Regions from separate parts of the Mus musculus genome. Here region 2 is linked to region 1. The links are chromatin loops, found by intact Hi-C in ENCODE. Cell type or tissue: heart. All regions are shown on one strand. Links, peaks and the distances in the headings refer to the core of each region. The heading gives the core; the rest is flanking DNA.

Region 1 (15,394 bases), core at 3,048-11,047:
AAAGCAGAAGAAGGAAGACACCAGCAGAAGAGGAGAAGAGGCCCGGGAGAGGTGGAAGAGGGTTAATCAACTTGAGCAAGGTGCTAGTGTATGGAAAGGTTATAAACCTGTTGTCGGGGGCTGGTGAGATGGCTCAGTGGGTAAGAGCACCCAACTGCTCTTCCGAAGGTTCAGAGTTCAAATCCCAGCAACCACATGGTGGCTCACAACCATCCGTAACAAGATCTGACGCCCTCTTCTGGTGTGTCTGAAGACAGCTACAGTGTACTTACATATAATAATAAATAAATCTTTAAAAAAAAAAAAAAAACCTGTTGTCTTTGCACTCTAACTAAAAAGTAAAATAAATTGTGTACTATAGTGATGTCCAAGGAAAAACACTACACACTGGGTTATGATAAATAGGATAAAATGGTCATGAGGGCTGGGGGTGTTCCTCATGGTGTTCTCGAAACTTTTCTTTAGGTCTGACTAGGTCAGAAGAAATTTAAAAAACAAAGCTTAAAGAAAGGGAGGGAGGGAAGGATGGCAAAAAGAGGGGCTGAGATCTACTCTGTCTTTGTAGCAGGGCTCCCAGGGCAGACACGGAGACAGGTACTAATACAAACCAGGCTAATTACCATAAAGTTGCCACTGTGAACAGGGCTACCACGGCAAGGTTGTGATAGCCTGAACATCCCAAGCCACACTAAGCTGGCCTGCGTGGAAGGAAGCCATTTGCAAACCCAGTCAGCCCCAGGCTGCAGGACCATGAGGCAGGGCTGGAAGCTCAAGGCCAGAGTAGGTGGATCGGGGCCAAGGGAAGAGCTGAGCTTGGATCTGTCCTTACCCTAGAAGCGATAGACTGGACGGGTGACAGGACATGTGGAGGCCACTGTGGTGGTGGTGGTGACAGCTGCCTCTTGGAGAAGCACCATCTGTGTGTTTCTCCTGCCCCCTGACACCATAATGATCTACAAACCACATGCATGCATTTGCCAACCAGAGGCAGGGAGGGGATGTGGTGGGTCTGAAGGGGTCAAACCATGTGCCGAGTGGGCAGGGACGGCTGCCAGGGAGCTGTTGCCTCTCAGGCCCGGCCCTCAAAGCTGACTCATCCAAGGGAGGTGGGTACAGAGGCCAGGACTCCACCCCACACCCACGCCTGTCTCCACTCATAAACACAACACCCAGCCAGCAAGGCCCTCCAGTCTGAATCCTGCTTTTCTTCAGTCCTGAGGAAGAGCACTCACAGCCTTGACTTGGGAGAAGGCCTCCCTCCATGGGGAAGCTACTCGGCAGTGACTCCGGGACTCCCATACCCAAGGGAGGGGACTTTCATGTCCCAGATCATTAGCTCCCTTAAGAAAGCCTGTTTAAGGGACATAAGTTCTATGATAGTCTTCACTTTACAGGCAAAGAATCAGTTTAGGGACAGATGCATGTTCCAGTCCTCAGCACGCTGCAGGGCCTTTTGGGAAGTCACTCCCATCTCTCAGCCTCGTTTGTTCAATGCGTCTGTGAAATGGACTCGGTAGGAGGAGTTGCTACACCTTAGAGTCAGAGAGGGGTGCCGTAGCAGAGACTCAGCACTGAAAGTCCATGGCTGCAGTCATGTTTGTTCAAGCATGTGCAAACTGACAGTTTATCAGGGGCTTGCGGTTTCCAGAACTATCCCAGTTCCACAGCCTGTATTCTAACTTTGCACATAAACCATCAAACTGCCTCAGAAACTCCACTCTCTCGTTACCCAAACACCTTCCGGGCTTTCTCTTAAAGAGAGAGAACACCTGCCAACCTTCGTTTTCACCAGACGGACGGACAGGGCCCAGCCTTATTTCAGGAAAAATGTTGTCAGCTGAGCCCCACAGCACCAGGGAGAAAAAGCCACCAGGTCTCCTGTGATCTTCCATTTGGTAGCTGCCCAGCAGGCACTTCTGTTGTCTCCATCGGTGGGAGGACACCCACTGAAGGAGACATGCAGGGCAGACAAGCTCAGCTCTCACCTGCCTTCCAAGCAGCCTTCCTGGGGAGGCAAAGTGGCCAGACTGTGGCTGTGAGGACTCAGGCAGCGTCCGGTGACCAGCAAAGGCCATACTAACTCGAAATAAGAGACACCCGAGAAGCACCTCTGACACAAGTTATTCCAATGCAGAGGAAAGAAAGAAAATCTAACGGTTAGCTCTACACAGAGTGAGGCCTGCCTGACTCAGCAACTAGAAAGTAACCCCCATTACTCTGCATGCCAACCACCTTGGAGGCATAATGCAAGTGCTAAGCCGTACCCTTCCCTGTGTGTTTTTCCTGACAGCCATCCTTGCTGCTTAATAAGGACCTTCAACCTGACAGGACCTAAAATCACACAGGAGGCAAGCCTGACTGCCAGGCATTTTCTAGACAGGTTAAATAAAGGTGAGAAGAACATTCACAATGTGAGTGGTACCATCCCCTGATCCCAGGTCCCAGACTACATAAGAGGGAGAAAGTGAGCAGTCGCCTCTCCCTGCTTCCTGACTGTGTATCCAACCTGACCAAGTAATTGAAGCCCTTGCAGCGAAGACTTTCCTGTCACAGTAAACTATACCATGGGAGCCAAAATAAACCCGCCCTCCTTAAGCTGTCTGCCAGGTATTTGGTCACAGCAATGAGAAAAGAAACACACTATGGCTGTCATCACTTGCATCCAACTTGATCCTCCTTCACATCACTCAGGAGATAGATGGGTGGATAGATAGATGCACATACGCATGTGCACATGGTCTTCGCAACCCCACTGTGCACACGTTCACAGTCCAGCTCGTCTTCTAGCTCTGCAGCATCTTCTAGTCTCTAGGCCCGACACATATTAGAGACTTCACAGAAGTCTGCATTTGCTATTGGATCTGCACTTAGGAGGGCCTTGGGATAGATAGCCAGGTAACTTGGAGGTAGAGATGGTTTCGGGTGCAGAAACTCTAGAAATAAATTTGAGACTTCTGGATTTCAGCCGGGGGGGAGGGGGAGGCTGGGGGGGGGCACTACAAAGAGATTCATGGAGTCTCCTCTGCCAAAGAGTTAGGAGACCTCTGTGAGATCAGAGCCTGAGGTCACTGGGCCCGGACAAGAGCGATGTGGATATGACCCAGTCCTCTCTCATCTGCAAAATGAGGGAAAGGTCCCAGAGGATTGGCCCACACACCCACTAGCTGAGCCAGGCTAGGGTACCACCAGCACTCCAGCCCTGGCAGAGCCTGAGGAGAGAAAAAGGGGCAGGCTTTGCTTTCCAGGAATTGACTGATGTAGGAGAGTGAGCCCTGTAATTATGGTCGAGAGGGGGGACCACAAATCACCGATCCCTTCCCAACATGCCAGTCCCTGGGAACTGAAAGGGAAGAGTGTATGCCACGTCTTTGGGCTCCTCCAGCAAGTTAGACCCATCTTAGAAAACAGTGCCTCTTGCACCCACAGACCTGTATGTAGCTTAGACGGCCACAATGAGTCCTCTTACTTCTGTTCTCACTGCCTTTGCCAGCTCACATATGTGTGGTGTGTGTTGGAGGGGAGGGCACAACACTGTAATTAAACTTCCAGGTCACAGCCAACAAAAACTGAGAGCAATTCCCATCCCAGGACTGAGACCAACGGCCAACCTACAACCTCGATTTCTTTCTGGGATAAGATCTGTCTCTGACCTTGTCTTACTGGCAGGGAGTCGAGACCTCAACAAACATATTAAAAACTACCACACCTTTGCTGTGAGATCAGGTAAAGTGAGGGCTTCAAGCTGAGATCTTGGTTAGCTGGGAGTCCAGAGTCACACTAAGGCCCATTACAGATCTGACCTGAGCTGGATGAAAGATACCCTGGATTCCAGGTTGGGGGGGGGGGTCCCTTGGCTTATTCACCATGTTTGCCTACCCACAGCCCTGCATCTGCAAACAGAAACATCTGCTCATAGACATGCCTCAGCTCTTCTAAATGCCCTCAGTAACCTCCAGTCTGCCACTCAGGTCTAATTTGCATACACTAGTCTGTGGATGAGACAAATCACCAGGGACAACACAGATCAATATAGAGTAATAGGCATGTTTTATTCTATTCTAATTCTCGGCAGACTGGTATTCCATTAACTGTGTGCTGGGATTTATGGGAGCGCTCATATACTAGAATATTTAACTAGAATGGCCTACTCTCAGTCAGAAAATAGCTTACCATTGTTAATTTTCAACTAGTCAATCTCAGGAAGGCTTCCGTTTTCCAATACAATCTAGATCTTGATTTAATCATCGGGAAAGACATCTGTGTAAGACACACATGGCAGTCTTATCCAGAAGAAAAAGCTCTGCCCCCAGAACCAGAAGCATGGTTTCCTCCATCCCAGTCATACCCAGGACGGTACAGTTGCCTGCTCAGAGCCTCAATGTCTTCCTCTATAAAATGGGATCGTGACACCAGTCTCAGAGGGAGACCTGTAAAACTGAAATGAGATAGTCCACATACCTAGCACAGCTCTGCAAGGTGACTGCAAAGGTTCGATATTATCATTGAAAAAAAAGAAAACAAAAGTCCAGATGAAATCCTCATTTAGCCTAGGTTACACAGAAGGCGGAGGCTATCTCACTCAGTTAATTCTACTAAAAGGGGAAAGAGGGACGACACGGGGGGTGGGGTGGGGGAGGGGTGGAGGTGGTGAGGCACTTCAACCCAGACACTATATAGAGGCATTCCTGGTAGGCACGGTCGGAAGCAGGCTGCTACTGGAACCTACTGAGCAGAGGCTTTTGGGCACTCTGTAATGCACAAGGAGCAGCCACCACAAAGAACGATCAAACCCGCTGTGAGAAGCTAAGAGACCCCCGCTCCCCAATCCAAAAACATAAGGTTAAGCATGAGAGCTTTGCAGAATATGCATCTTTTTCCCAACCAGGATTTCCAATTCATCCGCTTCGACATTTGCAAGATGGATCATCTTGCAAAAATAGTTCTTTCTGTGAGGCCCGAGTGTCAACTTCTGGAGTTTCGGAACTCACAAAGACTGCCATTAAACAAGAGCAGCTCACCACCGCTCTGTGGAGTTGCTTTTTTCAAAGCCTCAGCAGACGTTCTCCTGGGCACAAACACAGACCCAGAAAATGACTGCCTAATTCTACCTTCCTGACAAAATGGGAGCCATGAGGGTCTCTAACTGAATTAAAATCACATCACGCCAACTGCTCGCTTGCTTTATGCCGGGCACGGAGCCAAACACCTCCACACCATTTATCCTACTTAATCCACCACCAACCAGGCGAGGTGGGCATTATTGCTGCCTGCGTGCAGTGGAGGAAATGGAGGATCAGAGAGGTTAAACGACTCGTCCAAGGTCACCAGCTGGCCAAGGGGAAGAGCCCAACTTGAACCTAGGTCTAGAGTTTCCCAACCACAAGTTCCCTGTACCTTCACGGAACACCCAGGTGTCAAGTTATCTTAACTTCTCATGAATTTTTTAAAGGCAACCCTCAAGTTCGTAATAAGTTTAGGAGGCAGCAACCGGGGGCGGGGGTTTCCGGGCGCGCTCTCTCCCTGCACAACGCAGCAGTGTCACACCGCAAGTTACCAGAGAAGCCACCCCGGTCGCCCGCGGAACGGGGCGGATTGGTTTGGCACTGGAGTTCGTGCCAGGCCCAGGAAATGCCATCTTTGCAATCTGAAGGGGAATTCGCCCCGGGTGGCTGAGCTTCGGGGACCGCGGAGAGCTGGATCCCCGCAGCGGTGCGCCCCCTCTGCCGGGCTGCGGATACCTCGGCGCCAAGCCCAGGGCTCGGCCAGACTGGAGCGCACGCCCACGCCCGCGCCGCTGCGTCCAGAACGCCCAGCCTTTTGCCGCCCACGCCCGCGCCCCGCCCCAGCCCCGCCAGGTGATCCGGGCCTGCGCCCCCCGGATGCCCGACGTGGCGCGGAGACCTGGGGCTACCAGCTCAACCGCTAGTCCTCCCGCGTGTCCGCCGAGCCCCGGACCGGGTGGGGGTTGGGTAAGCCCCGCGTGTCCGCGATCGCAGCAGCCCGCGCTCCGACCCTCCCCGCAGAGGACCCAGTCTCCCATACCTGCAGCATCCGGGGGCGCGGGGCGCCCAGGTAGGTCGCGCGGGCGGGCGGCACTGAAGCTCGCTCGCGCCGCGACCTGGCCGCCGTCTGAGCATGCCCAGTGCAGCCCGCGGGCGGCTCCCGCCGGCCCGGCTGTGGCCGCGACGGGCCCGCGCGCGGGGCGGGGGACCCGGGACAGGGGCGGGCCCGGGGCAAACTCGTGGGACGCTGCCACTGGCCTCCGCAGACCACCTGCCAAACTCCCGCAGACCTCCAGGTCCCCTGGCTCACGCACGCAGCCATTCGTGCTTTTAGCATTTATTGAACACCTACTGTGTGCCTGGCTTTCCCGGATTGCATGCCTAAGAATGGCAAGGGCTTGGCGCTCAACGAATCTGAAATGACAGCGAGCCTTGCGCGGTGGCTTCGTGGCTGAGTTGGGGGTCTCGCTGACTCCAGCGGCTCCGTGGCTGAGTTGGGGGTCGCAGGGCTCCTTTGCTGGTCCTAGGACACCAGGCAGGTTAGCCCTTCCCAAAGCCTATAGGGCCCCTAGTGGCGGGCGTTCCAGCCGGCCTCTTCCGCCTCCTCCCACACCTGTCTTCCTGCGCTCCGACTGCACCTTCCTCCCCATCATACCCTCTGAACTTGACCCGCCTGGAGACCTTTACACTGCCTTTCCCTCGAGGTAGGACGTCTTTTGCCCTGCTTTGCTGGTGTTTCGAGCCCTCTCACCATTCAGGTGCCTCTTGTAGGAGAGACCTTTCTGGCTACCTTTCTAAATTAGCCCTGACCTCTTGCTCCCTCTCCAAGTCCATTACCGCACTCCAAGCATGTATCACTTATCCATTCAACAGTTACTTACGTTCTTCACACTTAATATATAGACAAAATCTCTGCCCCTTGTTGGGAGTTTAGAAGGGACTTTCTCGCAACAAACAACAGGTCCGTAAACAACGCAGGGTATTAGGTGATAAATTCTAAGAACAGGGGAAAGGAGCCAGGCAAGAAAGATAGGGGGTGGCCCGGTGAGAGCTGGTGGAACAACCAGATCAGGTGACAAATACCATTCAGTCACGCAGCTAAACAAGGAAGCTTTCTTGGGACGATAAAGCCGGTGCAAAAACAAAACAAAAACAAAAACAAAAAAACCTCAAAACAAAACGAGCGCAAGCTTTGTGCCCGTGAAACGGAAGGGCGAGCGGAGGGGCTGCTGGAGTATGTTGCCGGCTGTCTCTCGCGACTTAGATTTCCCCCTTAAGGAGTACCTCCCCTCTGTGTCAGCTCGGTAACTCCGCCTCTCAAGAGACCCAGCCTCTAAACGACGCTTGGCTTCCAGTAAGAACTAAAAACGTTTTGTTGAATGAATATGATAACAAAAGGATGGAGAGATGGTTAGGATTCTATGGTCGGACCTGGGTGCTAGATATCCCGAGAACCTTTTGTTCCCATGTCACCACGAGACCCTCAGCCGTGCCTGACTTCCTGGCTTAGATCCCGGTCTCTGTCCCAAGGTAGTGCACCGCTGCAGGCGCCGCCAGAACCTCGCGTCCGGGGAATTCCTACAGAGCCCGGAGTCCTAGGGGTTGCACTGTCCTGGCCCCGCCTAGGATCGCACGCAAAACCTGGAGCTCGGGCGCCAGGGCAGCACTTTTCGGAGTGGCGGGGAGAGCACTGGGCATGCTCGGAGCCATGGGAGCCCAGCGTCCGGAAGGAAGAACCCCCAGAGGGATTGGCGAAGCTGCCCACTGAGTCCCACCTGGCCGTCAGTCTTCTACTTCCCTGCAGGGAGTACTGGGTCACCCTCCTCCCCCAAGCATGGTGGGAAGACTTGAAATTCAGAGACAGCTGACTGAACACAGTGTCCTCTACCAGCTGCTGTGTGATCTGCTACCAAAGCCTTGCGCTCTCTGTGCCCTAAATAATACAAATGCCTACGCTTGGATCCGGGGGAGTGTGGGGAATTGAAAAAAAAAAAAAAAAAGAAAGAACGGGAATTTATTCAGTCCACCTTAAATGTTTTTTCCCCTTGATGAGGCTTGAATCCAGGGCTTTGCACACAGTAAGCACGAATGTCTTCCAGTGAACTAAGCCCTGTCCCAGACTCATTTCTTAAGTGCCTATCTCAATCATTCATCCATCATCCTTTAACACTTTTTGGACTGCTAAGGTGAGGGACCTGGGAATTGTTAGAACTGTCCAGTTTAAATAAAGCCTGCTGGAATACATCGTTACCATTTCTTTGCTGTCACTGCTTAAAGCAGTGTTCTCAGATTTGAGCTGGAAAATAGCTGAGAACTTCATTGAAAAGCTCTAAAAGTTATTTTTTAACGAATTAAATTTTTTTTTTGTTCGCTTTTCGAGACAAGTGCTTCTCTGTGTACCCCTGGCTTCTTCTGGAACTCACTCTTATACATGCCCAACTGGAAACAAGTGGATGTTCAAAGGTAGAGTAATGACTGATTGTGTTCTGATACATTGGTTGAAATAATTATTACAATTAAATCTTGCTGGGTCCCTACTACAGGGTCTGTGGGTAAGGAAATTTGCAGCCAAGCTTTCTGTCCTGAGTTCAGTCAATCCCCAAGACCTGTCAGAGTGGAAGAGAACTGTGCAGCTTGTCTTCTGATGTTTCACATGTGTGCACACACACATACATACATACATACATACACACAATAAAAAATGAAATTATGAAAGTATACTGCAACATGAAAACAACGATGAGTGGAAAAGCTGAAAACAATTGACTGTGGAAAGGTGACACGGACACACTTGCTAAGAATGCAGATAATAGTTTTAAAGCCAGGCACTGTGGTCCATGCCTTTAATCTCAGCATTTGGGAGGCAGAGGCTGGTGGGTCTCTGTGAGTCTGAGGTCAGCCTGATCTATAGAGTTCCAGAATAGTCAGAGCTACACAGAGAAACCCTGTCTCTAAAAACCAAAACCAAGACTATATAACAATAATAATAAAGTTTGGGGAGTTTGAGTTGGTTTTTCTCCCTTAAATTTATCCTCTAACTCCTAAGTGGTTTTGTTGTTGTTTTATATGTGACTTTTTTTTTTTTTTTTTTTTTTTTTTTTTTTGGAGACAGGGTTTTGTTTGGTTTCCGACCCCTGGACAAGGGACTAAGGTACATATTTTACATACCAAAACATACCTGGCGTCCAGGTTCTCCCAGCATCCCCCAGTCCTACCTGGCATACCCTGCCCCCAATTCTAAACATTCCAGCATACCAGCTGGCCTGCCCTTCTCCGAGAGGCTCTTCACTATATAATCCAGGCATGTTGGTCTGCCTCTTCTTTCTTCCTCCTTCCCTCCCTCCCTCCTCCCTTCCTCTCTCCTTCTTTCTTTCCCTCCCTCCGTCCCTCCTCTCCCTCTCCCTTTCTCTCCCTCTTCTCTTCCTCCTTTTCTGCACACACACCTTCTGTCTTTCTGTTCCCCCTAACCTCCCCCCACTCCATGACTTCCCTAGGTCCTTGGGGCCAGTGAACTCACCCCCCCCCCAGAGCCTTTCCCATTAAACCTGCCTTTAATATATTCTAATCTGGCTTGAATTGGCCCATTTCACTGGCAGACAAATAGCCAACCTATCAGGTATCTCTGTGTAGCTCTGGCTATGGGAACTCCTGGGAGAGTTCCTTCTCTGGGAACTCTGGGAACTCCTTCTGTAAACCAAGCTGAACTTGAACTCAGGGATCTGCCTGTCTCTGCCTCCTGGGTGCTGAGGTTAAAGTCATGCATCACCATGCCCACCTTCGACATTTTAGTTTTTGGTTTTTTAAAATGATTAATGTCTTGATGTTACGTTTGTGATAATAAATACATAAAGACCTAGGTATGGTGGCCTACATCTTTAATCCTAGCATTGAAAGCAGAGGCAGGCAGGTCCCTGTGAGTTCTAGGCAAACTTGATCTACATAGCAAATTCCAGGACTCTATAAAGAGACCATGTCTCAAGAAAAAAACAAAGAGGGGCTGGAGAGATGGCTTAACCCTTAAAAGCACTGGCTGTTCTTGCAGAGGACTTGGGTTCGATTCCCAGCACCCACATGGCAGCTCATAACTGTAACTCCAGTGCCAGGGCATCCAGCAGTCTTACCCTGACATATATGCAGGTAAAATACCAATGCGAATAAACCAAAATAAATCATTAAAAAGAAAACAAGCAAAATTTTAAAAACACAATGAAGAAAATTCCCCCCTAAGATAAAATTAATTTCGTCTTGTATGTATCTAATCCGTTGTGATTAAGTTCAAATGTGGCCAATGTTTTGCATGAATTTTTTTTCTTCAGTCTTGACAGTTGGTTTGGGTTTTGTTAGTTTTTAAACTCAAGTTTCATGGAAAGCAGTTGGGAGTGGGTTCACAGCTGGTGACAGGGGTGGGCTCCCAGCTGGTGACACTGGGGAGGATCTGAAGCCTAGCCCATTGACCTCCTAGCTGGGTGTCAGGTTTTATGGTCTGTTACACACACACACACACACACACACACGCACGCACGCACGCACGCACGCACGCACACACACATGCACGCGCACACATACACGCACGCGCACACGTGCGACTGATGAGTAGAGGAGACTGTCCTTTTAGTCTGCCTTGCTTACCCTCCTTTGATGTGCTCTGTAGACCGCAGATTACTTTTACCCTTCTGGTCTCCTGTTACTGTTTTGTTCTCGGGGCCAAAATACTAAAGTCCAGCCCTTTAATCTGGTGCAGCTGGATTGGCCTGATGTTATTAGCTTGAACGACAGGTGATCTTAAGAGTCGACACGCCCAATCTTACGTGAATGGGGTTTCTGGATGGCCATGTAATCTTCACCGTTGAATTTAGCCAGCAAATGGGGCCTAGTTACGAACAAGACTGTACTGAGCCGTGGAGAATGGATCCAGGCCCAAAGGGACTCATGTAGATAGATGGTGTCCCTGGACAGTCATTTGGGGCGGGGGGGCAGAGTAACAACTCACTAAAGACACACAGTCCACAGACCCCTCAATAGTCCTGCTGATGTTTGCTGGAGCAATGCAGGGACCCCAGGAACAGTTGCTATTAAGCTCAAATAAATTAGTTTGTTCTTTGTCTTAGTGGTGCTGGCCCCCAAAATCCAAAAAAATCCCCAAACGACAAACTGAGGGGTGATTTCATGACAGAAGAAGATATGCAGCAGGCTAAAAGTTCACCTCTAGTAATAGAACAGATTGATGGAGGAGAGGTGCCCGAGCAGTATGAGAAGCAAGCAGAGTTAGCAGCCTCCCCAGGAAGACACCATTTGTTTAGAATATCCAGAGCCCAATACTGCAGAGCAGCCATTGTTTAGGAGAATTAGTGGGAAGAGTTTACTGGAAAAAGCACCACAGACCATCAGTCATTCGCATCAAGACTCAGGAAATCTGGACAGTGATTGATTGGCGGGGCTCCCCGCTGACTTGCTAATGCTTATGAATTATTTGTGCTGTTAATGTAAGCACATGAGGGGTTCCAGAACAGAGAGGGGCGGGTAAGTGGTGTTGATGGAGCACAAGGAAAGAATAAGGCTTACAAGCATTGTGCTTTGGAGGGCCTCCACTGAGACTAAAATCACCGGGTTGAACTACAGAAGGTTGCCATTGCGTGGGTCAGAATGATTGGACGAGAGCAGCTTCCTGTATTCCAGCAGGATGGGTGTACAAAGGAAGACAAATGAGCTGCCCAAGCAAGTGACTAGTGGCCGGGGCTTCCTATTGCATCTAGGGTAAAAGAGTCAGCTATAGAAGGTATCTTATATATGTGAAAGATGTCCTTTGGGCTCACAGGCTCTAGTTTTAAAATAAGCTTGGTTTCTTCTATTGTCGGGGGTGGGGGTGGGGAATGAATCAAGTGTTAAAGCTGGCAAGGGAAAGAAATGCGGAAAGAGAGAAAGAGTGGTTATACTCAGAGGTGATGAGAAGTGAGAAGACGTGGAGAACCAAGCAGGCCTTTCCCCTGTGGTGGCTGTGGGTGGCAAGTCCCTGACCCAAAAAGAGAAAGGAGGAAGCAGTCAGGTGTCAGTTACGAAGTGTTCATCAGCCAGGACCCCTCAAAGCTAGAGCATTCACTTGACTATTTATTAGGCATCTACTGTGTGTCAGGCACTGCTCTACGCATTTAGGAGACACCAGCGTCAGTAGACAAAAACCACCACCACCCCCTCCTCTGGATGATGTCTTCTAGTGCAGGGAGCTAGGAGGGATGATAAGCAAGTCTTGGGGATATGACTCAGCCACAAGAGAGCTTGCTTAACACGCCCAGGGCTCCATTACAGTGGTTTTCAACCTGTGGGTTGCAGGCTGCATACCAGATATCCTGCATATCAGATATTTACATTATAATGCATAACAGTAGCAAAATTACAGTTATGAAGTAACAACAAAAGCAATTTTATGGTTGGGGGGGTGCGTCACACCACACATGAGGAACTGTATTAAAGGGTCACAGCATTCGGAAGCTTGAGGGCTATGGCTTTCTCAGCTCAGCACTGCATAAAAGTAGGCATAGTGCTGCCTGACATGTGCCCATAATCCCAGCACTTGAAGACAGAGGTAGGCGATTCAAAAGTCAAGCTTGCCTGACCTAGTGATACACCCTTTTAATCCTTGCATCCAAAAGACAAGAGCAGATGAGTCTCTGTGAGCTCAAAATTATTCTGGCCTCTGTACATAGTGAGTTCTAGGCTCACCAGGAATAGAAAGTAAGACTCTGACTCAACAAACAAACAACAAAAACAACCAAAACCCGAGGTCATACTCAGCTACATAGTGGTTTAACGCCTTCCTGGGCTACTGGAAACAGCAGTTCTATACATAACTGAGAAACTTACTCACTTAAACAAAGACTAAGAGGGAGTTATTCACACCGGGTTTAAGAAGAGAATCTTCTAACAGGAGAAGCAGCCAATCCTGGTACACTTGGGGGAGCATTTATACATGAAGGAAGCCTGAAACCTTGGAGAAAGAGGCAGACAACAAATTAGAGATTATCATTGAGGGCTGGGACAAGAGCCTTCTCCAGCACCCCCAGGAAGGACTCCATCTCCTGTCAGAGATGACCAGTTTCCTGGCAGCTAAAGGCACCTGTCAACATATCCAAAGGTAAATGCTGATCATGGCCTACTTGACAGTGATTACAGACTCAAATAAAAAGTTGAAAATCATGGAGCAGCTGTCCCTGACAAGAAAGGCAGCCGGACCTCCAGACTGTCCTTATAGGGAGAGAGAGCATTGACCATTTCTCTCAGGATGCTTGCGCCTTCAGGAACCCCTGAGGCCCCTCAGGCATGAATCTTAGAACAGATAAAACCAGACCATACTAGACCCTATGAATTTGCTGCTGTTTGGGAAAGCAAAAGTGTAAGTTGAAGGACTTTGGAGACCTGCTCTGGAAACCTAATGTATTGAGGTTTTAGAAACCGAGACAGAGAAACCAGAGGAAGGAAGCCTCATCTATGCATGGCTGTCATGTTTAAGCAGTGATCCCTCCTGAAATGGGTACTATCACTTTCCAGCGCCCAGAGAGAATGGTTTCTCAAGGTTCCCAGCCATACTCTAACCTCACCAAGCAAAAGGGCAGAGGGGAAAGGAAGAGGAGATGGAGGCGGGCTATCCCCTACAGACAAGACTCCCAGATGTCATGCTTTCTCTGCCCTTGACCTTGGCTCCCTCTTCTGAGGCCAATAGCAGCTAATCATGTGACAGGAGAGGAGGGAGTGATGAGGGTAGTAGTCACAGGGGTGATGTTTGTTAAGGGGAGTGGACCTTAAAATAAACTTATTAAAGTACGTAGGATACACAGAAAAACAGCTCAGAGAGGCCCTTGCCTCGGTAGGAGGAACCCTACCAGTCAGTGAAGGGAGGGTGAATGTTTTACCATTTACACTAAACGTTTTGGTGTCTTCTGAATTTTGTACCACGTGATCTCTAGCCTATTTAACAATAAAGGTGTTGTATTTCTGGGGAAAACAATTGTGGAAGAATGTGTAAATTTTGTGTGTGTGTGTGCAAAAATATTTTGCTTTTTGTTTCCACTACCCAACAGCAAAGCGCTGGTTGTTTGACATGCCAAGGCTACATCAGGGCACAGTCATGGAGAGGGTGCTGGAAGGGTGCCCTGCCTCAAGCCCTCTTAACCCTCACTGGAAACTCACATGGTTGAAGGGTGGAACAGGAAACAGAGCTTTGGATGAGGATAAAAGAGAAAGGAAAATGGCCACAGTCACCTCGGGGGCAGGAACGATGTTTTCCTGACATAGCTGGTCCAGCCCCGTGGTGGGAGAAGCCAGTGGGAGAACTTCGGTGCCCAGGCCTCAGTGGGAACTCACATTCAGGCAGCGACATCGCCTGAGAACTCAGCTCTTTTGGCTTTCCAGTTCATCCCTGAGACACCAGAAACTTGATCTGTGCCCAGAGCGCTCCACCTCCTGGTGACATTTCAAGAACAGAGCCGCTGCTGGGCTGCCCAGTGCTCTGGCGACCTTCTAGCGTAGCTCGGATGACACATCACAGGATTTCCTCAACTGCGCCCTGGCGTCCTGCTGGGATGGCTTTTTCATTTTTTCCATGGGACACGCATCCATTGCATCTCGGTACAAACAGGCTGTCCAGCGGTGCCTCTGTAAACACGAGTCACGTGTGGAGTTAAAGGGCTCGTGTACTGTGGGGGACAGCGGAGTTCTCAAGACGCGTCTTCACGGAAGGGACGTGGCTGAACGAGGCTTTTAGGGTTCCGGACAGGATGTCCAAGCACACACATGGCTCCTCCTCAGTCCTAGCTTTGCCTCCCAAGATGCAGCTCTCCAGTAGTAGCATCAGAAAAGGTCACTCTCCCATTTCTTCATCTTTGTCTTCTGTTGCCATGGCATGGATCTGGAGGCTGAGAAAACCTAGGCAGGACAATCACGTCTGATCTTCCTGTCTAGGCTTCCTATTGCTCTGTGAAAGTGAGAAGAGGGCCCTTCAGGAAGGGCTGCCTCACTTCATAACCATCGACTGCCTGCCTGCCTGCCTTCCTTCCTTCCTTCCTTCCTTCCTTCCTTTCTTTCTTTCCTTTTTCTTGGCTTTTCTTTCTTTTTTAAAAAAAGATTATTTATTTATTTTATGTGTGTGAGTACACTGTAGCTGTACACATGGTTTTGTGGTTGTTTGGAATTGAATTTTTAGGACCTCTACTTGCTCTGGTCAACCCCGCTTGCTCAGGTGGACCCAGTGTCAGATCTCATTATGGGTGGTTGTGAGTCACCATGTGATTGCTGGGATTTGAACTCAGGACCTTCAGAAGAGCAGTCGGTGCTCTTACCTGCTGAACCATCTCTCGCCAGCCCTTTTTTTTTGGGGGGGGGGGCTTTTCAAGATAGGGTTT
Region 2 (15,394 bases), core at 3,201-11,200, 51 kb before region 1:
GGAACTAGACTCCGGTGGCATCTGGGTTACAGAACTAGAGGATTAGAGGCACTTAGAGAAAATCAGGCCCGCGCCCACCGCCTGGTCCTTTGTTCCAAGCGGCCCAGAGAACTCGGCAGGCCACACCCAGCTGGTGAAGCCGTGGCTGGGGTTTCCTGCTTCCAGCGAGGGCTCAAGAAGGTCTTATCTGTCAGACTGATTCTATGGTAAAACTAAGCAGGACCATGGCACATTTTGCTGGAAATCAAATATACATAAAATTAATCGAAAACCAGTATCTGTAAGTATCTTATTTACGCATGTCCCCACAAACACAGCTAAGAGAGGTAGAATATAAAACACGTCTGGAGTGACAAACTGGATGTGACTTTCAAATGTACCATTATTAGCAGCAGAGCCTGACAGGTCTTACAAACCTCCTTGTTCTACAGCGTTCTCTGCGGAGAAGTCAGGGATAAGAACGGTTTACTCAAGGCTTGAGTGAGGTAAGTAAAATACAGAGTAACGCGACTTGGATATTGCCAACACTCGATAATATGACAGCTGCTATCATGGTTAAGGTCCCTGTAACTTTATTTATAGGTTTTTGTCCCTGTTATAAATAATGCTGCAATAAACTCTGTCCTGTCTCCATTTGTGAAGTTCTAAGTGGTCAAACTGAGAAACAGGCGTAAACCTAATGTCAAATCTAGTCTGCCACAACTCTGCCACCCAAATCTCCTCCGCCCTGTCTATAAATTTCCGTGTGGCCGCTTTTCTTTGCATGTGCGTACTTCCGCATCTCTCACAGCCCGCAGCACATGTTCTCTTCAGCCTGCCCCACCCCTGCCTGCACTCGCTTATATTATCATTTATTAAAATGTATCATCTGGGTGGTATAATATTTTCCCAAAGAAAGCTCCATTGCCTGGGCACAGTAAACTCAAACTCATCTTGAAAAGCCAATTGGGTCTCCCCTCGCCCACTTCAACTCTTGTTTTCTATACATTCAGTTGCCTGGAGTCAATCACAGTTTGAAAACACTACGGCCTTGACTCTTTTAAGAGAGAGAGAGACCATTTAGTTGACATAATTCATGGATTAAACTTTACCACAGGCATGTATGTAGAGGAGAAAACAAAAAAACCAACACACACACACACACACACACACACACACACACACACACACACACTTAGTACTAGTTGCAGGTGCAGGGTTACCAGAATCTAGGACTAATTCCATACACATACAAGAGGATGGGAGGATCTCTCAATAACAAGACCTGCCTTATGTCATGGATCCACCAACTAGCCGAACCACAGGACAACGACTGGAGGGAAGTTAATGAAAACCAAAGGTAACTCTTCCAAGTGCCCAATCTGGATCAAATTCAGAGTTCAGAGCTTAAAACTTGGAGGACTGGGGGGAGGGGAAGGGGGAGGGATAGGGGGGAGTACTGTGGAGTTCCAGCCATTCTTCAGAAATAAAAATTTAAAATTAGAGCTAGCATTGCTTTTGCTCGGCATATTTTTATAGCATGATTCAGACAATATGAAGTGTTTGTACTTACCAAGGGTAGAAACTTGTGCAAATGTATTTTCGGTAGACTGCAATGCCTGCAGACGCAATCCCGATCATTAGATCTAGGTTGTGCAGATCCTGAGGGGACAAATGAAGCGTCCAGGTTCACAGTGTGTTACTCTGCTAACTTTAAAGCACCCACGCTTTTATAAATAGCAGTATGCGGCGTCCGCTCAAGAGGGGGAACGCCATGAACACAGGAAAAAAATCTTGCTTTGCAGCCAAGTAGTTGGTACCTAGTTCTTCTAAAGTGAACAGCACATAACAAACACACACACACACACACACACTCACACAGACACACACACAGACACACAGACACACACACACACACACACACACACAGACACACACACACAAGTGCAAGCGCGCGCGGCATGATACCTGGTTTAGGAAGTTACCAGATATGATTACGTACTCCACAGAGTCACATATAAACACTCTTGAATTTTCAAACATCAGCTTTTGGGACCCACATGAGACTCAAACAGGCCTCTCCCACATATAGCTCCGTACAAATCTCAATTTCAATTACTGAAAAAGCTTTAGCTATTGTGAAATGATGAAGAAAGATTACACATGTAGACAAGACTCTAAATCCAATTAAGAAACAAATGTTACTTATGAATCCAATGGAATTATACTGGCTAAGGGCTTGTGTGCCTGGCACTGCCATATATTATACAAACACAGAAGGAAAACGGAGAGGATTAAAACGGTTTTAAATCCACTTGAGTATAAGCAAATAACATTCAAAGGGACGGAGCTGCTTCCTTGAGTCGCACATAATTTCTGTTTCCAATCAGGTATGGCTAAGTACAAACATTGGGCAGGGCCAGTCACGAGTATGACCTGCTGGCCTTCCCCTCATAGCCTATGTTATCCAGGGCTTAGGAACCCCTCCAATTCCCCTTTTTACATTATAAACATTTTTGGATCCCCCTAAAAGGTTTGTATCAGGCTTAAAGTACAGAATATAAGAGCCTAGAACAGACAGGGGCTGGAGAGATGGCTCAGCGGTTAAGAGCACTGACTGCTCTTCCGAAGGTCCTGAGTTCAAATCCCAGCAACCATATGGTGGCTCACAACCATCTGTAATGGGACCTGACTCCCTCTTTGAAGTGTCTGAAGACAGCCGCAGTGTACCTACATAAAATAAATAACAGATCTGTGGATATGCATGGGCACTTGGCAGGTATAACAAATGTTTACTTTCTATTGGGGTGGGGCCATCACTTACAAGTAACTCAGGAACAAAGAGAGATACAGAGACTGGATAGGGAAGTGGTATTGATACAGAGGAAGTCCTAAGTATCTGCACAAGGCACCAGGCTAAAACCCCACCAGGCTTCCTTTCATGATGAACTTCTGGCCTCCATACTCACAAAATACACATATGTACGTGCGCAGGGCCTTGTTGGAAGAGATATGTCACTGGGGGCAGGGCATGCTTTCAGGTTTCAAAACACCAGTACCATTCCCAGTTAGGTCTCACACACTCTCTGCCTCATGCTTACTGATCAGGATGTAGCTCTCAGCTGCCTGCTGCCATGCTCACTACTGAACTCTCTCTGGAACCATGAGCTATAACAAATGTTTTCTTTTATAAACTGCCTCTTCACAGCAGTGAAGGTGACTAAGACAGCCAGTGCTGAGCCCGTGCACTGACCTCCTAGGTGCTGAGTGACCTTTGTGATACCAGAGAATCAGTCTCCCATCTATAAGGTGGGAAAAGTGATTATCCCCTAGGTGATGGAATGATTGCAAGAAACTGTCTACCCGGACACAGAAGTTTGCCCAGCAGATGACATGTATTAGTCTTCTAAACTAATAACAATGTAAACTATTCATCAATCTCACAATCATGCCACCATAATTTCTTCTACAAAACTATTATAATTGAATAGGGCTGGCAGCCAGCTCAGGCAATCAAGTGCCTGCTGTGGAAATGTGAGGGTTGGAGTTCCAATTCCTCGCCTCCAGGCACGGTCTTGCATGACTGTAATCCCAGCACTGAAATGGAGATGCGTGTAGATCCTTGGAGCTTACTGGGCAGCCAGGAAGTGAGTATCAGGTTCAGTGATACATGTTTTAAAAGATAAAGGTGTGTGTTTCGGGGGGGGGGGGGGGGGGGGGGGAGGGAGCTGGAGAGATGGCTCAGCAGGTAAGAGCACTGACTGTTTTTCCAGAGGTCCTGAGTTCGACTCCCAGCAACCACATGGTGGCTCACAACCACCTGTAATGGGATCTGACGGCCTCTTCTAGTGTGTTTGAAGACAGCTAAAATGTACTCATATACATAAAATAAATAAATAGTTCTTTTTTAAAAGGGAGTATATGAGAAGTGAGGTACAAGACATGCACTCCTTAAAAAAAAAAGAGCCAGCAAGATGGCTCAGCGGGTAAGAGCACTGACTGCTCTTCCGAAGGTTCTGAGTTCAAATCCCAGCATCCACATGGTGGCTCACAACTACCTGTAATGAGATCTGATGCCCTTGTATGGTGCGTCTGAAATCAGCTAAAGTGTACTTATATATAATAATAAATAAATCTTTGGGTCGGAGCTAGCAGGGACTGAGTGAGAGGAGTTGACCTGAGCGAGTGGAGCCGACTGGAGCAAGTGGGGTTGACCAGAGTGAGCAGAGGTCCTAAAAATGCAATTCCCAACAACCACATGAAGGCTCACAACCATCTGTACAGCTACAGTGCACTCACATACATAAAATAAATAAGTAAATCTTAAAAAAAAAAAAGAACGATAAGGGGACTAACATCTGGCCTCCACAGTCATTATGTACCTTGCATCTAGCTATACCTACAAATATATATGCACACACACACAAGCAGCACACACACTACTTACACACAGCATACACAAACATATACATGTTTCTGTATTTGAGCAGCCAGCTCTAATCTGAGTACTGCTTAAGATGTAGTAGAAACCTTGGCTCAGCCAACAGCCACTTAAAAATGGATTTATAGTCGTGTAAATGTAGAAGAGGGAGCATTTGAGGGGAGAAGGGGGGCCAGGGGGAGGAGAGACAGGGGAGGGTGACGAGAGGTTAAGCATGAACAAAATACAATGAAATGCATCCATGGAAGTAAACACCACCCCTCCCCACATCTGAGATGAGGGGACACGCCGGCCTCAGTCTCACTAGGTGGCAGAAGATAACCTTGAACTTCCGATCCTCTTGCCTCCTTGGTGGGAACTGAACCCAGGGCCTCATGAATGGTAGACAAGCATTCTACCAGCCAAGAGACAGCTTCAGCCCTCAAACCCATCATCATTCAGTATGTTGAAAGCTTGTAAGTCTTCCACACCCTGGTCCCTCAGAAGTGTGGGGAAAACATCAACTGAATGGCCAATAAGACCCGGATACATTCAAGTATCTCTCTTAAAAATAATTATATTTGTTTTCTTTACTATTTCGTGTGCGTGAGTGTTTTGCCAGCGTGTATGTCTGTGCACCTTTCGAACCTCCATGTGGGTTCTGGAGGTTCTCGGCAGGAACAAGTGTCTTAAACCCCTGAGGCGACTCTCTAGCCCCTAAATAGCTTTTAAAAAGATCTTGTTTGTGATAACGGGAGGGAAACAATCCCCCAAGGAAGGTTTCGAAGTTACATAATTAAAAATAATAAATAGTTTCTGAGCTAAAGGGTACATACTCTGCCTCCATGAAGCTCCACTCCGTAGAAGTCAAGGGTTCGAGCTATGTTGATGTAGCAAGATTCGGCTTCCGACTGCTTTAGCCCACTGCAGAAGAAAAGAGGAAATGCAAAACTCACCCAATAGGTGGAGAATATAACCTTGAGCTTTTAAAGTTAAAAATACCTGGAAAAAAATGTTGTAATAGTCCTCTGTAAGTTATTAGCAGTTACTAAGTGCCTTGGGCCAGTCCCCCGTAAGCACTCTAGCTTTAAATGCTAATGAAGCAGGTTTTTCTTCTTGTCCATGGAACCTGACCTCCTCTGGACCCCTAGGTTTTTACTAAGACATCTTCCCACTTGGTGGGCTCTTCCGGAGGTCTCCCGACAGTGAAAACTGTCTATCACCTTTCAAGATGCCTGCCCTCTCATCGTACCATGTTGCTCAATTAATAGGTAATCTTTGATCATTCTGCCTGTCTATTCTCTCAACAGTGGCCTCGGGCTTCAAAAGCCAGTGGCCCTGTGCTATTTTAGGATGCTGACTTCTGTCCCAGGAGCAATTCCGGGAGAAAGGGCTGGCGGCACCCTCTGAGAAGGTACGCTGCTAACTTGCCCTTTGTTTTTATGGCCCTTCCCAAGAACTGAGATGTCTCTGGAGGGCTGGCCTGGGTCAGCGTGGTTTTCATTTAATGGGAACAGAGCAGCTGCCACAGTAGCACTGGGTCACGTGAGGAGTGGGAAGAAGAGGCTGGGAGTGGGAAGTATTTGGTAGAGGCAAAGCTTGTCCGAAGACAACTCCCCATGTGGAGGAATAGCAGTCTCAATCCAGGACCACCCACCCCATCCATCAGTCAGCTCGCCAGTCCAGCCGTCTCTCCACTCAACAACACCAGAGGGAATGGCCTGTTTTATTACATGGGGTAACCGGCTAAAATGTACGCCTGGCTCTATCAGCTTGGAGGCCAATCAATCAGATTGAAAACGGGCATCTCCTTAAGGAATTAACCAAGGGCGATGACATCTTGGAGGAGGAACAGGCCAGCTAACATCCTCAATTCCTACAGCATTTTTATGCTTTACAAAAGGCACAATTGATGCTAAATATACAGTTGCCACAATCCCAGGTTAAACATACAGGAAACCACAGGAAGGCAAGGGGGGCATCAAACACAAAGAGGGAGGTTATCTATAAATACCGAGCGAGCTTGAGTTCCTAAGCCCAGTCCCCACTCCCCCAACCCCCCACATCCACCCCCCAGTCCCCGCACCTGTGCTGTTCATGGAGTGACTCCACCTTGCTTAAAAAGTCATCATTTTGATCTGGTATGAACTGGCTGTCGGCAAGATAGCCTGGATGATGTATTGAAGAATTAAAGTCTCCAAAATGAGCTATTAAGATACAACGAGGGGAAAATCATGATTAGCCTCAACTCTGCAGTGTGGTCCTTATCAACAAGCATCGGTTACATCACAAGAGAGAGATACCTCCATGGGAACAGGTCTGATCATCTCTGGGCCACAAGAACCGGCTCTTCATTAGCTTCCAACCCCATGCTTCTAATTCGAACTTCTACTTAGGGCTAAATTCCAAGTAAGTGCAGGGGTGTGGCAGGTGAGGGGCAAGGTGGTTAAACTCACAATAGTATGCTTAAAAAGATACCACTGGGATGCTCTTACAAGGGCTCATAGTGAGGATGCATTAATATATCTTCATCAGGGTCCCCATTAAAGAGGAAGAAATGGAGACCCAGGGACAAGGGAGCCCTAACCCGGGCTATTTTCAGCAGACAGAGTAAAGACCGAGGTGACAGGGATCTAGGTTAGCGCTGCATCTCCCGCCTGCCCGTCCAGTGAGCTGCTGACTTTTCTTGATGTCCTAGAAAGGCCAACAAGGGGCTGCAGATACTTTTTCCAAGCGTTAAGGCAGAAACCTCTTTAATTTTCCTGTTGGTTTCGATAGCTCAAGGAGAGCCTTCTGAATCATTTACTTGCTCGTCTGTCCTGTTAACTAGCCATACTCACCCAGCTTCCATTCAACAGGAGTAAACTATAAGCTCCTTGCTTTAGCAATGTCACTGACAAACATTTTGATCAATGTGAGAGCAGTGAACCTTCCCCTCGGGGCAGTTTTTCACTTGAAATCTTATGCTGCTACCCTGGCACAGGGTTCTGGGATAACCACTAGGGGGAAACAGTGAACAGCCACAGCCACACACATTTACAAGAACCTGGGGGTGGAGTGGGGGGGCTGCTAACAGTGTCGACAATGTCACATCACTGGAGGGCTTAAGCAAATGCCCCCCCATCCTACACAACATGGGTGACTCTAATAATAAACAGACAAGGAGACAGAACAAAAGGTACAAACTGAGTCCCTGTGCTCTCACCACAGGTCCTATCTTATCTGTCTGCTGAACACGTGCCCCAAGCTTGTGATCCCAGGCACCCACGTTTCATGCGATCGATCGATCAATCAATCTGACCAATGGGCAAGACCTCCATCTGCCATTGTTCTAACTTCATCTTGGAGCCTCTTCTTGGGGCTCACTCCTCTGATAATTTTCTAGCCCCCCTTCCCCGCCCACACACTCTTTCTCATCCTCAGGAGGCTGCAGAGCTCCCTTCAACCTGAGGCTGGTATAGAGTCTGCTCGTGGCAGAGGCTCGGGAACATTATAGAGTAACTACATATTTCCTAAACCTTCCTTTTTGTGCCTCATAAGCCCCTGACTAGCTAGCAGCAATCTTGAGCCACTGGGCTGGAAGTATTTTCTATCTTGAACATTGTACTTCTTGATCTAATAGGAAACTGCTTAGGTTGGCAGATCACAGATAGGTCTTAAATACTAGGCAACCATCTTGAAACAACCTGACAGAATGTATCATACAAAATAGGTACTAAGTATACATTCTGAGCCACTAATTTTATATCTAAGAATTAGTCCTAAAAGAAATGTTAGCAGAGTATGCAAATACATGTATATTTATTTATCAAGGCTAGAGGAATATCAATATATCTCAGAATCAGTCCTATAAGAAATGTATGTAGGCCGGGCAGTGGTGGCGCATGCCTTTAATCCCAGCACTCGGGAGGCAGAGGCAAGCGGATTTCTGAGTTTGAGGCCAGCCTGATCTACAGAATGAGTTCCAGGACAGCCAGGGCTACACAGAGAAACCGTGGCTACACAGAGAAACCGTGTCTCAAAAACAAAACAAAACAAAACAAAACATGTATGCAGAGTATGCAAATACATGCATATTCATTTATCAAGGCTAGAGGAATATAAAGAACTTAGACTTCAAGCCGTCTGTCTGACGACCCATGATTTATTAGTAGGACAGCAATGTTGAGTTTCCGGCCTCAGCGAGCTCTGCCGTTTAGGTTCTGGGACTGTCTTCAGTGGCTCTTCTGTCAATCCTCCACAGCGGGAAGCCCAAGGGCAGAAGCTTGGAACAGGATGTCTTACATGTAGGCCTTCCATTTTTCTCTAATTACAGCTTATTGCTTATCATAGGCAACTTTTGCATTTACTTTTTATTCTCTATGGTAGCTGTGGGGGTCAGATGACAACTTTCAGGAGTCAGTTCTCCCCCTTCACTGTGGGTTTCCTGACTGACCTCAGGCTGATGGGCTTTGTTGGCTGCAAGCGTTCTGATGCAAGGAGTCATCTCTCCCACCTCGTACACAACTTAACACAGTTTTCTTCTGAACTGGCAGGAGAAGACGCCAAGAGTTCAGACTACGGTAATAGTGCTTCATACGGTGGTTCATGTTCTGTTCCCTACAGCCCTACAAAGCAGAACAGACACGTGGTCCTGCTCGCCACATGAGGCCTGGAAGGTCAAGCCATGCAGATGAGAGGAAAAGCTAAGACCCAGAGAGCGTGGCTTCCATCCCTGTTCTCACTGCCTCGGTCAGTGTAGGTTCAATATTAAGGGATTTTTTTTGGCTACAGGCCACCTTAAAGTGCACTGTTTAATCTGAAGCAGCCGTGTTGCATAAGGACCAGCCGCTTCCATTCACAGGTGGGAAGCCTAAGGTTCAGCCAGGTGATAGTACAGGGACAAAAGAACAGGGCGAGGTTAAACCAAGCACAGTTCTCTCCATCCTCAAGTTCTTGCCACTCAGCCCAGATGCTCCAGCAGTGAACATCCAGCCCTGGCTTCAATGTGAGAAGGCCCTGCCTCTGTCACTCATCAGCCCAGAAGAAATGGGAGCCACAAATCTAGAGACTGATGTGGACACGCTGACACCGGGCTATGTATCACGGCTCTGTGTCATGACAGGGCAGACACCATCTTAATCATAGCAGCTGTGACTACAGTCCCAGAGCCTCACAAAGCAGAGCCTAATAACTCTCCCTTCTAGAAACAGTAAGGAGAATTATTCCGGCCAGTCATTCTTACTGCTCTATCTCTCCCTGATCTCAAAAGGGGCCAAGGTACACAGTAGGTGAAATGTTAGCTGAAGGGGCAGCTCCATTTGTGCAGTTTGGGGAGGTCATTCATGTTGGGTGGGACTCTGGTGATGCAGTGCTTTTTGAAGTCAGCCATACTCGTTTAAAGTAAAAACCTAGCAGCTCACTAGGCTGGACTTGGATGGAAGAGTTTCTCTGATCTGTTGCTGGTGCCCTATCTCCTGGTTCATGTCCTTCCCAGTGGATGCAACACGCTGCTGTGTCCCAGAGGGCAACCTCTTCTGAGTTTTTCGTTGTCACGAGAAGAGGAGGCTGGTGGGATGGAGCTGAGGCTGAGTGTGTCTTAGCAGTGAGGAGCCTTGCTGTATGCTTGACATCATGGGGTCACCTCACCATCCTCGTTCCTCCATTCTCTGGCTCCATGCAGTAGGCAGGTAAGCTGTGGGCCCATCAGGCTTGTTCTTCACCTCCTTTCTTGTTTCTGTTCTTGTTGCTCAGGGAGGAAGCACAGCTTGGGCCTCCCCAGTAGCCCAAGTGTGTGTGTCTGTCTGTCTGTCTGACTGACTTTCCTTCCTTGGTTCCTTCTCCTTTCTTTTCCTTTCCTTTCCTTTTCTCCTCTCTCTCTCTCTCTGTCTGTCTCTCTCTGTGTCTCTCTCTCTGTCTCTGTCTCTCTCTCTCTCTCTCTCTCTCTCTCTCTCCATTTTGCTTCTGAGGCCACAGTAAGATGGGTAATTTGGCCTGCACCTGCTCTGAGACCTGACTATTTTGCTTTCTTAGTTACCTGCCATGCTGTGGGCTGAGACTTCTGCAAAGACAGAGGGGACTCCTCAGTCTTATGCTAAACTATATGACGCTATACAACCAAGAGGGAGCTCTGGGCTGGCACCACAGGGCTAATGAATGGCAAAGTGGTATTTCACCGTGCACAGGATCTGACACCAAGTATGCTTAATTATTAAGTTTTGCTGACAGGATGAAGAGACTTCTGTAGTTTAAAAAAAAAAATCTTAGCTGGAAAACTCTACCCAGATTTCCTATCCACCGTGGCACCTGTAGTTAAGTATGCCTTGTTCAAGTGGAAAAGTGTGGAAATTGCAAAACCAAGACTGGATTTCAAAGATTTAGTTAAAAAGCAAAGCAAAACACAACAGAACAACACACACACCCATAGCTCATTCATTTTTATGCTGATTATATATTAAAATAATATTTAAATGGGCCGAATAAAACCTTCAAATTACACACACACACACACACACACACACACACACACACACACACACACACAGACTTTTAAAGGAGCGTCTCATGTAGTCCAGGCTGGCCTTATGGAGCGGAGGATGACTTTGAACTTGTGATCTTCTGTCATAGACCAGTGTATAACCCAATAGCTACACTGAGGCTCTGAATATAAATTGGTAAGCTCTCAGTAGCATTTTAGATAGGTATCAAGCAAGCAGCAGGAGTGCCTTCCAGCAAATTCCTTAACCTAGCCAGGGCTCGGTTTCCATGTTCAGAGGAGGTGAGGGATATAAATATTGTTCCATCGGGGTTTGTACGGAGACCAGATCCAAATACCTGGGCAGAGGCTCTGGAAAAAAGCTGGTTGTATCTGTCTGCTGTTTCATAGCTCCCTAGGGGGAAATGCCACACCATTCCTTCCCCCGACACCACTGTCCATCTGATATCCCCAAGCAAGACGAGAGTGTGGCTCAGGTCAAAAGTCTTACCGTTAAGACAACAAGAGATATATATACCCCACCCCAGCATCTTGAGGAAAAGACTTCCTCAGTGAGCAGCCAGTGATAGGGTGGCTCGAACGAGCCAGCCACCACCTAGTCAACCTCCCTCAGGACTTACATTGTACTGCGTACGAGGCTAGAACCACCGCTGAGTTGAGAGGGCAGGTTAACCTGTCGGGAGAAAGAAGGATTAGCTAAGTCAGAAGAACCACAGACATTGATAAATCACAGGTAGCCCGGGGCTTTCTTTTCTCCATTAACTGCTAATCAACAACGTGATTGAATCTTCAAGGCAACTCCGATACAAATCAATCTCGAGTGGCACTAGGAATACAGTAGAGTTTTTTGGAGATTAAAAAAAAAAAATGTAAACTGGGCGTGGTGGCGCACGCCTTTAATCCCAGCACTGGGGAGGCAGAGGCAGGCGGATTTCTGAGTCCGAGGCCAGCCTGGTCTAGAGACTGAGTTCCAGGACAGCCAGGCCTATACAGAGAATCCCTGTCTCGAAAAACCAAAAAAAAAAAAAAAAAAAAAAAAAAAAAGAAACTTCTGGTTTGAGAGAAGTGAGAAAGGTAGAATCTGAGATAAATCTGCAGCCTTCCGATCCTTCTAATAAATAATAAAAATCTGAGACTTTCTGTAGGGCTCTGACTACGTCCTAGAGACTGGATGGTGATACCTTTAAAATGGAAAAAATAGGGAGGTAGGAGGAAGAATTCTGTATTTTAACGTCTGTAATTCTGTAATTAAATTACTTAGTTCACTAACTACTGACTATTCCTAAACCCACCGCTCTTGCTAAGGTTGACAAGGTTCAACCATCTCTGTCTCCCTGCTATCCATTAGAAATCCACTAACCTGGCCTGGGTTTGTTCTCGATGCCAGCTATTCCCAGTCCTCCCAAACGCCTGTTCTCAGTGACGCTACCTGTCTTTATTGCTCTCTTTTCTCCATTCAAACCTGGCTCTGTGAAGCTCTGCCGGCTTCAGCAAGGGCCACTGTTGAATGCAAGAACCAAGCTGGGAAAGGCTAGGGGCAGCGCCTGGGAAAGTGAGCAAACACTGAGACGAGAAAATTTTTTATTTATTTATTATTTATTTATTTATTTATTTTTGTTTTTTCGAGACAGGGTTTCTTTGCGTAGCTCTGACTGTCCTGGAACTCACTTTGTAGACCAGGCTGGCCTCGAACTCAGAAATCCACCTGCCTCTGCCTCCCAAGTGCTGGGATTAAAGGCGTGCACCACCACGCCCGGCGACAAGATTTTTAAAAGCATCTTCCAGTCCCATGGCAAGTCGAGAGAGCATGCCGTTGGCATGGCAGCCATGAAGTCCCCATATGAGTCAGCCCATTTGCCAGTGTAAGCTGGTTGGCCTCCCAGTTGTTTCTCTATCTGTCCACTATACTCCCACTGGTTCTGAAGGTACATCTGAAGGTAGCATTCCCTATCTGAAGGCCCCTGATGCCCATGAGTAACGTCTGTGTCTCTCTGAATCTTCGGACGGGCCCTAGGGTTTCTTGGGATAGAACCTGCCTCATAATGGATGCGAAAACAGTATTTATGGAAAAAACAAAGCACCTGCCCATAAGGGAGCCCTGGACCAGGTTTCTGTGACTGCCAAGAAGAGCTCAAGAGGGGAGCTGGGCATTTCAACATAGGGTTATCTCGCACACGAGGAGCCCTCAGCACCTGGTCTATGGTTTGTGCTGGAGAAGGGATGGACGACTGCTACCTTGGAGAAGGGACACACAGAACTCGTGATGATCCTGAACTCTGTCATCACTAAGCAGTCAACTGTTCTGAAGCCAGCCCCTTCGAGGAGGCTCCTGTCTCCGGCTGGCAGGACTGTAGCATAGGGAAGCCCTAGTGCGCACGGCCACCATCCCTCCAGACAGATGTCTTATCACAACCTTCGGCCTCTATAATACCACACAGCTGTTCTCTTCCATCCGTCTGGTGGGTGTGAGACACACGTCTGCAGTGGGCACGAGAAGCCCCTTCTCTCTGTTTTCCTACAAGTCAACCACACATGGCTTCTAGCTGGAATGGGGAAGCCTTCTTGCTGTCCAGGGGAATCTCTTTTCTCCACTAATCCTAAACCTGGCTTATGCCCAGCACCCCACAGAGACTTTTCTAGGCCAACTGTCACTCCCACAGCACTCCTGAAACCCTAGGCCAACTGTGACTCCCACTGCCCATATGGGTCTCATTTGCCTCATGGGCTTCCCGTCCTAAGTCATGAGTCACAACTGCCAGCCTCCTTGTGACGTGGCAGGCTGAGGGCCTCTGATGACCCTCTACAGTAGAACTAAACTCATAGGAGGTAGTGGGGATGAGGAGAATTGAAGTAAATGGGCCATTTTCCTGCTGCCATTTTATTCCCCATAAGGTTAAAAAAAAAAACGGCTAAGGGGCTGGCAGCCAAGAGGGCTTAGTAGGTAAGGGAGCTTGCTGCAAATGCCTTCCTTGGTGCATCAAGTTCAATCCCTAGAACCCATGTAAAGGTGCAAGGAGAGAACCAATTGCACAAATGTGTACTTTTGTACATACATGTACACATGGGCACATACATATGCACATACACACTCATCCATTCTATCTCTAGGAACCATGTCTTGAAAAACCAAAACTAAAATAAAGAAAAGAAAAAAAAAAAAAGAAGAGAAAAGCAAAGAAGATACTAAGGATTTGGAAGACAGGAGTTTTTGGACTTGGGGTTTTAATCCTCTTTCTGGCCACTCTCAGATACCGCCTAAGCACTGAAATGGCCTGGATATACCCGGTGTGCTGACTCACGGGCAGGTGCTCATCTCAACACGCTTCCTCCCAGAGAAAAGACAAATCTCTTTAGTAGCACGGTCTCAGAAATGGCTCTAACTCACTCCTATTCGCTACCCGAGCTGAGGCCTGTTTTACATTCAGAATCTTCTCTTCCCTTTTAAAATTCCCCAAGTCTTTACCAGAAAGATCACTGTGCGCTTTGTATAAAATTGTAGTAAAGTGGAATGAAGTCTCTCCATCATTAGCCTCTGTAAACCAAGAGGGAGTTGAAACCAGCCTAACATACAGACTTGATTTAAACCGAATACTGTTGCCGGGGAATGCGTGCTCATTAGATGAAAACCAGGAATCTGGCTAGTCTGACAGGAAAAGAAGAATTCAAAATTCTCATTACCTTCCTTCGCAAACATCCATCTTCAGTTGTAAGAAATATAGATGCCTGGGAAACAAACGTGTTCGTTAACAAGTGCTCAGAATGTGGTAAGTGAGCAAGAACAACAAAGCACACATTTGAAAAACAGAGTAGATGCAAAAACCATTTTGCCTATTTGCAAACTGCCTAGGTGCTCTGTGCTAGGGAGGACTGAGGGGATATATGGGGTAAGAGCCAAGGGTGCCTCCCTACCCACAGCTTGCTGCATGGGCTTTCAACTAGGCACAGGGACCCACAGCACTCTGTACAAGCTGCCCGCGCACGCACATGCACACACACACACACACATTGCTCTGTGAAACTGCTAAGAGGGGAGTGTGGGTCTGTGAAGATCACAGCTTGGCTGGAGTGCGACACGCAGCTGGGCTTTTTCCTGGAGTCTAAGAACCACTGGGGGCTGAAGGGAAAGTATTGGTAGCCTAGTTACCAGGCAAGCAGCAGAGTCAGCTTTGAAAGCATGGAGCTGTCCTGGGGGGGTAAACTATTCCAGGCCCCTGAGCCCTGCAGGCTGCATCTCTGTCTGTCCTGGGAAAGAGAGAAGAAAAGGAGGCCAGCATGAGCAGCCCTGGTGGGGCCAGGAAGCGCCATGGGGTGGCATCAGCAACCTTGGTGAGGCCAGGAAGCACCATGGAGTGGCATCAGCAGCCCTGGTGAGGCCAGGAAGTGCCATGGAGGCATTTATATTTAGGGATGCGGCACACATGTGACGCTTGGCTCCTACCTCCCACTCTTTTTTAAACCCCAGATTCAAGCGGGATTGACATTCCAGGGTCTGGCCAAAGATGACAAAAGGGAAGCCTCCT

The links. Hi-C counts contacts between places; a loop is a spot of excess contacts. Peaks named below come from ENCODE experiments on the same cell type or tissue, not always from the same donor. Only the 100,000 strongest peaks of a DNase experiment are listed, where the experiment ranks them.
Region 2: it touches region 1 in a loop (2.1-fold over the local background); 3 of 42 quality-filtered maps call a loop at or near these places.

What each region holds. Positions count from the first base shown.
Region 1 is chr4:57,294,239-57,309,632 of GRCm38, forward strand. Ptpn3 (protein tyrosine phosphatase, non-receptor type 3) reads right to left here and starts at 6,131. Exons shown (of 26, transcript NM_001384115.1): 1 at 6,043-6,131. It overlaps Gm12536 (a long non-coding RNA gene), which reads left to right and starts at 5,501. Exons shown (of 3, transcript XR_003955208.1): 1 at 5,501-6,072; 2 at 7,533-8,465; 3 at 12,925-14,678. In heart, for the core only: CTCF peaks have their summits at 5,708 and 6,559; DNase peaks (open chromatin) are centred at 5,693, 6,083, 6,593 and 7,593; H3K4me3 peaks cover 3,455 bases; H3K27ac peaks cover 1,915 bases; H3K27me3 peaks cover 1,815 bases.
Region 2 is chr4:57,243,423-57,258,816 of GRCm38, forward strand. It overlaps Ptpn3 (protein tyrosine phosphatase, non-receptor type 3), which reads right to left. Exons shown (of 26, transcript NM_001384115.1): 6 at 14,553-14,597; 7 at 11,495-11,547; 8 at 6,486-6,606; 9 at 5,236-5,323; 10 at 1,553-1,641. Among named protein-coding and RNA genes, the nearest start is that of Gm12536, 49 kb to the right of the region's middle. In heart, for the core only: a CTCF peak has its summit at 7,376 (motif pointing right); no DNase peak of the experiment used is centred there; H3K27ac peaks cover 528 bases.